Linked DNA regions of Homo sapiens: region 1 is linked to region 2. A link is an interaction called in ENCODE POLR2A ChIA-PET data of the cell type or tissue named here. Cell type or tissue: IMR-90. All regions are shown on one strand. Region 1 overlaps LRRC28 (leucine rich repeat containing 28). Region 2 has its middle 20 kb from the start of LINC03080.

What was found. ChIA-PET counts read pairs that join two places held together with the same protein. Peaks named below come from ENCODE experiments on the same cell type or tissue, not always from the same donor. Only the 100,000 strongest peaks of a DNase experiment are listed, where the experiment ranks them.
Region 1: POLR2A ChIA-PET joins it to region 2 with 7 read pairs; 3 of 35 experiments call an interaction of 5 or more read pairs at or near these places.

Annotation. Positions count from the first base shown.
Region 1 is chr15:99,348,542-99,353,541 of GRCh38, reverse strand. LRRC28 (leucine rich repeat containing 28) reads right to left here. Exons shown (of 10, transcript NM_144598.5): 7 at 1,071-1,173. Among named protein-coding and RNA genes, the nearest start is that of LINC02244, 51 kb to the left of the region's middle. In IMR-90, no CTCF peak of the experiment used is centred here; no DNase peak of the experiment used is centred here.
Region 2 is chr15:99,453,211-99,458,210 of GRCh38, reverse strand. No RefSeq gene overlaps it. Among named protein-coding and RNA genes, the nearest start is that of LINC03080, 20 kb to the right of the region's middle. RefSeq lists an enhancer at 4,974-5,000. In IMR-90, no CTCF peak of the experiment used is centred here; a DNase peak (open chromatin) is centred at 3,080; H3K27ac peaks cover 2,833 bases.

The DNA.
Region 1 (5,000 bases), 100 kb after region 2:
CTATTATCTTTGCTTCACAGAAGGTTCCAGAATACATCTCTCAGCTTGGAGTTCATCAGCCTGTATAGGCACTGAACTCATCTTGGGCTTTCCCAAGACAGCTGCATAAGTTTTCCTAAAAGAAGGCCACTACTCCTAGGACTGCCCCTGGAGTTGTGCTATACCAACGGGGGGAATGGCTGTCTTCTATGTATACACTTATTGTCATCCCTTTTCTTGCCAGAACTACTCATAGCATGGGCCAAGTCATGCAGGATGATGGGGACTAGAAGGGGAGAGTCAAACATGCTGATTAGGTTGCCCCCGGGGTGTTCACTTGGCTGCTGAAGTGGGGAAGGGAAGGTCAGTCACAAGTGGGTCCTGGTGGTTGAGTGGCCCCATCTTAATCCTTGGCCACTCAGGGAAACACTTTAGGGTGGTTCTGTGCCAGCGTTGTAGAAGGAGAAGATGAAGCCATCTTTCTAAAAGCCTGACTAAAAAGAAAAGATTATTGCTGCTCTGAAAATAAAAGCCCATTAACTGAAATATCTGTTTTGGTTGCTAGAATCATGATTTATTTTGAGGGACTATCTCAAATGTTGAGTTCTAAATATTTCCAACTGGTAAAATCCTAGACACTAGGACTGTCACTGCAGTAAAACTGTCATGGCAATGGGCTTCAGTGAAAGAAAACCTTCTAAATTAATGCTGATTCCTCTACTTTCTGTGACTAGCACCACTGAGTTTATAACGGTATGTGTGGTAGGTACATCAAACCATCACGTGTACCATTTAAATAATTACAATTTTATTTGTCAACTCTACCTCAATAAAGCTGGGGTGTGTGGGGGGAAATAAAGGTGTTTCTTTCTGTAATAAAAAAAGGTATACATGGATTCATTTTTCTTTAGACTAGAAAATAATAACTTACTGACTGAACCCAATGTGCAATATTCCAAACTGCCTGCCCAATATCCTTAGTTTCTAAGGATACCTGGTTTAGCATATCATCAAGGGCAAAGACAAAATTGAACAGAAGTACCAAAAGTAGTTAATCTATTTTTTAGTTCAAAATGTGAAATCGGCCTTACCCACTGCACCCGATGACTTTATTGTACAGATAAGATGGCAAGCCTTTCAGGTGAATGTTGTTATCCACGTATACATACTGTAGTTCTCGAGATCGACCTAAATCTGGATTAGAAAGAAAAGTGCTGTAATTCCTATATACAGGCACCATTATAATGTGAAATATAAAATTTAATACATAGTATTAGAAATATTCGAAGATTTCTACTCTGGAAGAAAACCATAAAAAGTGTTATATAAAGTAAGTTATGGGTCAGCCTAAACAAGCCTAGTTCTGCCCCTTGATACAGATTCTTTGCTTGGCCAAACTTTAGTCAGGTTCCTAAACCTTCTTCTAGGTCCACGTGTGGACCCTGTAAAATCCAGTTTTAGCAAAGAACTCTGCTAAGTCAGTTTAGCAAGAACCCCTCACTTGGGATATCTGATTGGGTTCCTCCTTTCTCCCCCATCTCCTTGGTCTAATCACCCTGGCCTGTCTTCAGCAAGAATTCTATTTGGTCAGTCATCCCTTTTCTTGCCAGAACTACATATTGTCTCCTTATTCCTGATGTTGCCTCTGAGCAATTTTCCATCCAATGACCACCTTGCTCCTTGGCTGTAAATTCCTACTTGCCCACGTTATATTCAGAGCTGGCCCAATCTCTTTCCCCAACTACAAGACCCAGTTGCAGTGGTTGCTGTACCTAGGCTGATGGTCTCAAATAAAGTCTTCCTTACTATGCTTTAACAAGTGCCACTGAATAACTTTTTCTTTAACACCTTATACAGAGATTTCCTGTGTCTCACCTCCCATGGGCAAAGGTGGATGGAGGAGGATTAGGGATCAGGCACTGGCTAGGCAGGAGTCTGAAGATCCAGGCAGATGTAGGAATAGACAGAACTTCCTCATGAGGAAGAAGTGAAGCAGAACCCAAATCCCAGTCCCGTGAGGTGTGACAGTGGCATAGACAAGACTTAAGGGCCAGAGAGCAGGAGCTGGAGTGGGTATGAACCTAGAAAGGGAGGAAGTTGAGAAAGGGGGCCCCAAAAGAAGGGCCTACAACAGTAACAAGAATGTCAGAAAGAGGCAGAATTCAGGTATTTCCCAGAGGTAGCAGGGCAGTGAGAGGGCAAAGAATGGAAGAGGATCCAGTGAGGAAATAAGGCTGAAAGTACGGATGGAGATTCCCGGCAAGTACAGGTGGTGGAGACACTTCTCAGATATACAGGCCATCCCTTCCCATGTGCCCAGGAATGTCCGACCAGCTCTCCTCTCCGCTCCTAAGCACTCACTGACTAGGGCTATTTGTCTTTATTGTCACAGAGGTACACAACAGAGTCCTGAGCAGTCTTGCTAACCATCTGCTCTTAAGAAAGAACATAATATGGCAGGGGTGGGGGGTGGTGGTGCTTATGCCTGTAATCCCAGTACCTTGGGAGGCCAAGACAGGCGGATTGCTAGAGCCCACGAGTTCAAGACCAGTCTGGGCCACATGGTGAAACCCTATCTCTACCAAAAAAATACAAAAAAATCAGCCAGGTGTGCTGGCATGTGTCTCTAGTTCCAGCTGCTCAGGAGAGGTGAAAGGATCGTTTGAGCCTGGGAGGTCGAGGCTGCAATGAGCCAAGATCATTCCACTGCATCCAGCTTGTGCAACAGAGCCAGACCCTGACTAAAAGTTTTAAAAAAAGAGAGAGAGAAAAAAGAAAGAACATAGTCTTTGAAAGGTTTTCTAGGGTTCTGCTTACAAACATAGAAGATAGGCTGAAGGAGAGCTCCTCCTCCTCATCTTTCTTTAGTTTAGGAAAGTCAAAGGCCCAGACAGCTGAATCAGGAGGTTTTTAGATTCATTTACATTGCAAATGAAAACCCATTTAACCATTAAGGACCTTCAGGCACTGTGCTAGGCCTTGGAAATGTAGCTATGAATACAGCATAACCGATGTGGAAACAGGAAAAACAGTAACTGTAATACAATACGATCACTGCTATTAGAGAGGCTGGTTGAAGGTCTTTTGCTTCACAAATGGGTTCTGGACAATTTGTCCCAGAAAGCAGGAGGAGCGTAATATAAAGTTAAGGTAAGAAAGAGTTCCTGTGGGAGAGGGTAGGGTGGGTTAACATTACTTCCTGCTGGTCTTACTACAATCATCCTGCCCAGTTACAAAAAGGAACCACAATTTCCCTCAAAAGGGTTACAACAATTTACACCCCTACCAGCTACGTATGAGAGCATCTGCTTCCCCATAGGAAGCAAAACATCACGTTTTTAAATTTTTGCCATCCTTATAGGTAAGAAAAGGTATCTTGACATTGTTTTAACTTGCATTTTTCTTTTTTTTTTTTTTTTTGAGACGGAGTCTCGCTCTGTCGCCCAGGCCGGACTGCGGACTGCAGTGGCGCAATCTCAGCTCACTGCAAGCTCCGCTTCCCGGGTTCACGCCATTCTCCTGCCTCAGCCTCCCGAGTAGCTGGGACTACAGGCGCCCGCCACCGCGCCCGGCTAATTTTTTGTATTTTTAGTAGAGACGGGGTTTCACCTTGTTAGCCAGGATGGTCTCGATCTCCTGACCTCATGATCCACCCGCCTCGGCCTCCCAAAGTGCTGGGATTACAGGCGTGAGCCACCGCGCCCGGCCGCATTTTTCTACTTATGAGTTTGAACATTTCAAAACTATGTCTGAGGGGCATTTATATACATTTTGTAAATTGCCTGTTCAAATATTTTTCTCATTTTTTGATCCGGTTTTTGGTATTTCATCCCTTGTTTTTTAAGAGTCCTTTACGTATCAGGGACATTGGTTCCATGTCTGTGGTTTATGTTATGACTACTTTCTCTCAGTTTGTCAGCTATCATTTAACTTAGCTGATGGTGTATTTTTGTCATGCAAAATTCTGAAAAGTCTTCCAATTTATCTTTTTCTAAATTGCCTCCAGAGTTTGAGTCGTAGTTAGAAAACCTCTTCCCTGTGACATCCAAGTTTAAGCAGAATTCACCGATGTTTTCTTCTAGTGTTTACATGGTTTCATTTTTCTTTTCCTTTTTTTAACAAATAGAGTCCTAATTTATTTGGAGTCTATTCTTATATATGGCATAAAAAGTACAGCTAATAATTCCTTTTTTCAAATGGTGATTCAGCTGTCTCAGTGTCATTTATGAACTTTTTAGTCCATTTTTACTCCAGTACACCAAAAAAAGATCTCTAAGACTAGAAGATAAAAACAATTATAAAGTGTGCAGATTCCAGAAGAGAATAACCGTGGTGTTAATTGAGCTGAAAATATGTAAAAAATAAAAGAGATGAAACCCCAAAGATTTCACAAAAAAAACTAGTAGAACATACAAATGAATTCACTATAGCTACAGGATACATTTCAACGTATAAAATTCATAGCATTTCTATATACAAATAACAACCTACCAAAGAAAGAAATCAAGAAAACAATCCCATTTATGATAGTATTTTTTAAAAATATCTAGGAATAAATGTAACTAAGGAGGTAAAAAGATTTGTACACTGAAAACTATAAAAAACTGATGGGAGAAAATGAATAATACACAAATAAGTGGAAAGATATCCAGTGTTCATGGATAGGAAGAATTAATACTGTCAAAATGTCCAAACTACCCAAAGCAATATACAGATTTAATATAAGGTCTATCAAAATTCCAGTGGCATTCTTTATAAAAGTAGAAAAAAATTTTCTAAAATTCATATGGAGCTACAAAAAAAACAAAAAAAAAACAACAAAAAAAACCCAAATAGCCAAAGCAATACTGAGACAGAAAAATAAAACTGGAGGCATCTCACTTCCTGATTTAAAATTATTTTACAAAGCTATGGTAACAAAAACACTATGATGCGGCATAAAAACAGAAACCTAGACCAATGGAACAGAACAGAGAGTCCAGAAATGAATCCAAACATAAATGGGCACCAAGAGGACATAA
Region 2 (5,000 bases):
ATAAATTTCTTTGAATTTATTTTGTTTGAGGGTCACTCAGTTTCTTGAATCAGTAAATTTATGTCTTTTGACAAATTTAGGAAGTTTTCAGCCATTATTTCTTTGAGTACTTTTTCAGCCCTCATTCTCCTCTTCTTCTGGAACTCTGATGACAATAAATGTTAGAATTTTTTAATCATCCCACATATCCCTGAAACTCTCTTGTTCTTCTACTACTACTCTTCTCCTTCTCCTCCTTCTTCTTACTCTTCTGTCTATGTTCTCTTTGTTCAAACTGGGTAATATCTGTCGTTCTATCTTCGAGTTTGTGGATACTTTTCTCAGTCCATTCTACTGTTAAGCCCATCATTGAGTTTTTAATTTCAGTTACTGTATTTTTCAGTTTTAAATTTCTCATTTGGTTCTTCTTTTTATCTTCTATTTCTTTGCCTAGATTTTCTATTTTTCACTTGTTTCAGGTGTGTTTGTAATTGCTTTTTGAAGCATATTTATCATATTTGCTTATCATATTCTAACATTTCATCATCTCAGTATTGGTATATATTGATTGTCTTTTTCATTCAAATCGAGGTTTTGCTGGTTCTCAATAAGACAAGTGATTTTTGACTGAAACCTGGACATTTGGGGTATTATGTTGTGAAATTCTGGATTCTATTTAAACCTTCTGTTCCAGTTGGTTTCTTCTGAGATTGCTCCAGCAGCAAAAGTGGAGACACTGTGCTGTCTTGTTACTGCCAGGTGGAAGTAGAAGTTCATGTTCTCTACTTGTCCTTTATTAATGCCTGGGGAGGGGGGCGGGGGTGGGAAGATCCTTGTTCCTACTAGCCCAGAGTGGCAATTCTACCTCCCCACTAGGCTCCACTGATTCCACCCCTGTGGGAGACAGGGAGGGATGCCTCGTTATTCCTAAGTCCGGGCTCTCCGTGTATTCTCCATTGACGGTGCAGTGGCAGGAGCTAAACTGTTTTCCTCTATAATACTTGCTGTCAAAAATGAAGCTGTGACGAACATCTGTGCTCCAGTGGGAGGATCTAGAGTCTTAGAGGTAGAACTGCTGATAAGAGAAAATGCTTATGACGCTTTGAGAGCAGTGCTTTTCAAATTGGGCATTCCAGTGGGTGCTGGGGACTTCATGAGGGAGCATAGGGAGCTACACGGGTGTCAGGCAGGTGGGGATTTGGGTTCTCCACACTAATTCAGCAGGAGAGGCCTCCCTCTCCCCTGTCCCATTCACTCAGCTCTGAGCCAGATTTCATTTGAAACATTAGTTCCATGGCTGAAAAAAGAGAAAGCATTTGGAAACCACGGTGAAAATATCTGAGTTTCTCTCTATTTGTGGATGTCTGTGATGATATGAATCATAATCCATCCCAGCGACGTTTCTGAGGCTGCTTGGGGAAGGAGCCATGAACCGGAGTATAACTGGCTATAAGAGCCTTTGAAAATAATGAATTTGCCATCAGATTATCTTAAAATGCAAACCATCTTGTTGCATTTAAAACAGCATTTAATTTATAACAAAGCTAATTAACACATCATTTTTCAGACACATATCAATTATGCGAAACGAGGTGCACCTGTACTAAAATTCCTTGGTTCACTGATTCGAAGAAGAACATCAGCAAGAACATCAGCTCGGATGGGCCCTTAGAGAGCAACAATAGATTTGAAATAAGGGACAAGCCAGGAGGTTGCCGGGGGGCGGGTAGGGGGATAGTTGCAAAAATGTTCTGAACTTTAAAATAACGGTCCCTTGCAAACAGAAGTTTTTTCTCCAAAGTGTCTCTCCTCCAGATCTCCCATCTACCATTTCCACCCTGCATGTGAATCTCACTTCTAGAGGCAGCTGCCTCACGTTCAGCTTACGACACCTTCAGAAGCTTTGCTAATAAATGCATATCGAAAAAGCGTTCTGCCCATGGGGACCAATTTCTTTTTCCATCACCCGTGGCTTCTCAACATGAAATTAAAGGCAGAAGCAAGTAATTGCAGCTGGTGGCAGCTCCCAAGGTTTAGCTACTGCCAAGGGATCTGGTCCATGCCTCGTCCCCTCTGTTTCTCCCTCCTCTCATCCAAGGACCAAGCAAAATATGGGGCATGACCTGCAAGAAGGTGATCCTCCCAGCTAGAGCACAGCTCTCTGAGTAGCAGTTCTCAGGAAGCCTGTGAGCTAGCCCAGCCAGGGGCTTTTCCAGGCTTTGTCTCAAGTGCAGGGCTTGGAGAAGAATATTGCCAGCCTTCAGTCCCAACTCAGGACCATCAGTGACCTCATGGGGACCTCACTTTGGTGGGAGAGGTTGGAGGATGATGCTCTCCTCCCAGGGAAGTAAGCCTAAGGGCAGATTCCTCTCTCTGCCCTGGGGGAGAAAGTAAAAGGGAGGGAGGGCTTCTCACAGTGCCCATCTGGCCCTGTGGAGAGTTGCTGGTGACATTTCAGTCAGTCATCCAGTCAAACTCATGTGTACCAAAAAAAAAAAAAAAAAAAAAAAAAAAAAGGCAAGTAGAATGTGCCGAAGGCTTGGAGTCAAGGATAGCATCATGATTTTTGGCTTGAGCTAAGAAACGATGGAGTTGCTGAGATGTTGGGAGGCGTACATAGCTTTTGGGGGTAGAAATCAGGAGTGCAGGCTTGTCAGGGAGGCAGTTGGATTTATGACCCCAGATTTCAGGGGAGAGGGCTGGTCTGGAGATAGAAATGAGGGAGGCACCAGCTGGTTTGGACATTCTTTCCCCAACGGTTTCATACCTGGCAAGGCCTCACTCCCCACTGGTGGGTTGGGTGTGTTCTCCCCCACGGGCCCTGCCCACCTGCCCTCTCTCCCTGCGGAGAGGGGCCTCCCCTGGGGGCCCTCCACTCCTGCCAGCCGAGCTCCTGGGCTGGCGAGTTCTCTCTGTGCTCAGGCCCCAGACGGAACACCTTCTGATAAGATTCCCCAGCCCGCTCACGGCTGCCCACCCACTCCAGCCAAGTGTCACGGAAGGAATGTGGTGGCAGCTGGGCCCGAATCACAAGACAGAAACTCCCAGGACACGTAGGTCAAGCCAGGAAGTGCCTCCTGAAAGGGAGAAGCCCGGACAGGCCGTGCATGGGCGGGGGCTCAGAGGAAACCAGCGCCAGTGAGTCAGCCTGCAGTTCTGTTGGACAGAGTGTGGGCTGCCAGAGAAAACAAATTCCTCCAGCAGGTTTATCTCCTTGTGGAGGAGGCCTAATCAGCAGCACGAAGTGGCAAAGGAGGGAGGCCATATGCTCCTGACCTGGCTGAGCTGCCCATGCCCGGATTAGCTGGGTCAGCCAGGCCGAGCGCCTGGTTCCAGGATGGAGGCTCGCTTCTGGTGGGTCCTGGGTAGGGCAGAGGCCCCCGTACCAAGCCAGCCAGATCCATCCCATCCTAAACCCTCCAGGGGGATGGAGCTCCAACAGAAATGAGGAGGGGCAGAAAGGAGACAAATGAAAGCAAATGTGGGTGCAGAATTTCTGAGGTGCCACAGGAAACTTTCCACAGCCACATGCTGTGCTTTCAGTGGGAAATGTGTTAGGCTTGGCAATGCCAGGGAGGGCCACAGTGCAGGGGAGGTGAATGGTGGCTTCCGGATTTGTGCAGCGCACACTCTGCCCTGCCATCCCCGGGGCCCTGGATGGAAGGTCACAATTCTTTATCTATATGGCTTCAGTGATGTTAGGAGAGGCACATTCCCATCCTCAGCAGGTGCATTTGGAGAATCCATAGCACCTAAGAAAACAGGACAGGTGGGCCCTGCTCAGTGGAGCAAGTCACCTGCCCCTTAACAAGGACCACATGTAACCACCCTCAGTTCTTCCTCCACTCCTGCTTCCTTCTCCAGGGGTTCTCAGAGTGTGGCTCCCAGTCCGGCAGCACCAGCACCACCTGGGAACTTGATAGAAGTGCAAATTCTTGGGCCCTCCCAAGACCTGCTGGATGGGAAACTCTGGGGTGGGGCCTAGTTGTGTGTTTAATAGCCTCACCCCACCACCTTCCCCCAGGAAGAAGCATCTTTCTCCCCTACGCAGCCTGGGGACAGGCAGCTCTGGCCTTGGAATCACTAGGGGAACTTTTAAAAGTGCCCGTGCCTGGGTCTCACCCCTACAGATTCAGATTTCTCTGGTCTAGGTTTTAGCCTGGGCATCAGGATTTTTGGCTGTTTTGCAGGCTGAAAGTGCTTCTGTGTTCTGGGGTGCTGGGCTCAGGGTCATCACCTGGAACCACGAACCATGAGATGGAGGCTTGCACTTGACACCTTGCAGGTCTGACCCTCATGCCTGGGGAGACAGCTCAGCTCAAGAGAGGTGCTTGTCTTCGGCGTGCACCGGAATCATGCCTGGGGAGAGAGCTCAGCTCAAGAGAGGTGCTTGGTCTTCGGTGTGCACCAGAATCATGCCTGGGCTGTGAGGGGGGTGCCCAACCATGCAGATTCCTGGGAATCTTCCCCAGACATCCCAGTTTGGTAGGCCTGGAGTGGGGCTGGGGAGTGTGCATCGTGAGCAATGTCCTGGGTGATTCTGATGTGTGCTCAGGGATCTTCCCTTTGAGAGCCACAGAACAGGGACATCTGAATGAGGTTCTGCTTCCATCTCTACCACTCACCAGCCACAGGCCCCCAGCAAGCCCCTTCACCTATGGTTGCTTTGTGCGTAACTTGGGGAAAACAGCAGCCTCCCTGGACCCCTCAGCACAGTCCTGAGACCACATGGATCTGGGCAAGACTGGCCGCTGTGGATGGCAGGACAGACAGAAGGAACTGCTCGACTGTCCTCCGGCCACCTACAGTTGGCCTGCGTGGAAGGAGTAATACTTACTGAGACTGCCCAGCAGAGGTGGCGAGTGTCGTGGCCGAAAGACCAGGCCCAGAGTGCGTGGGTGCCACTCGCAGCTCCCAGCAGCCGCAGGGAGGGGGCTGTGGGTCCCAGGCAGGCTTTGGGGTGCAAGGCAGGAGAAGGGGCAGGCCCTGAGGTCCCAGGAGCTGGATCTGAGACCAAGAGG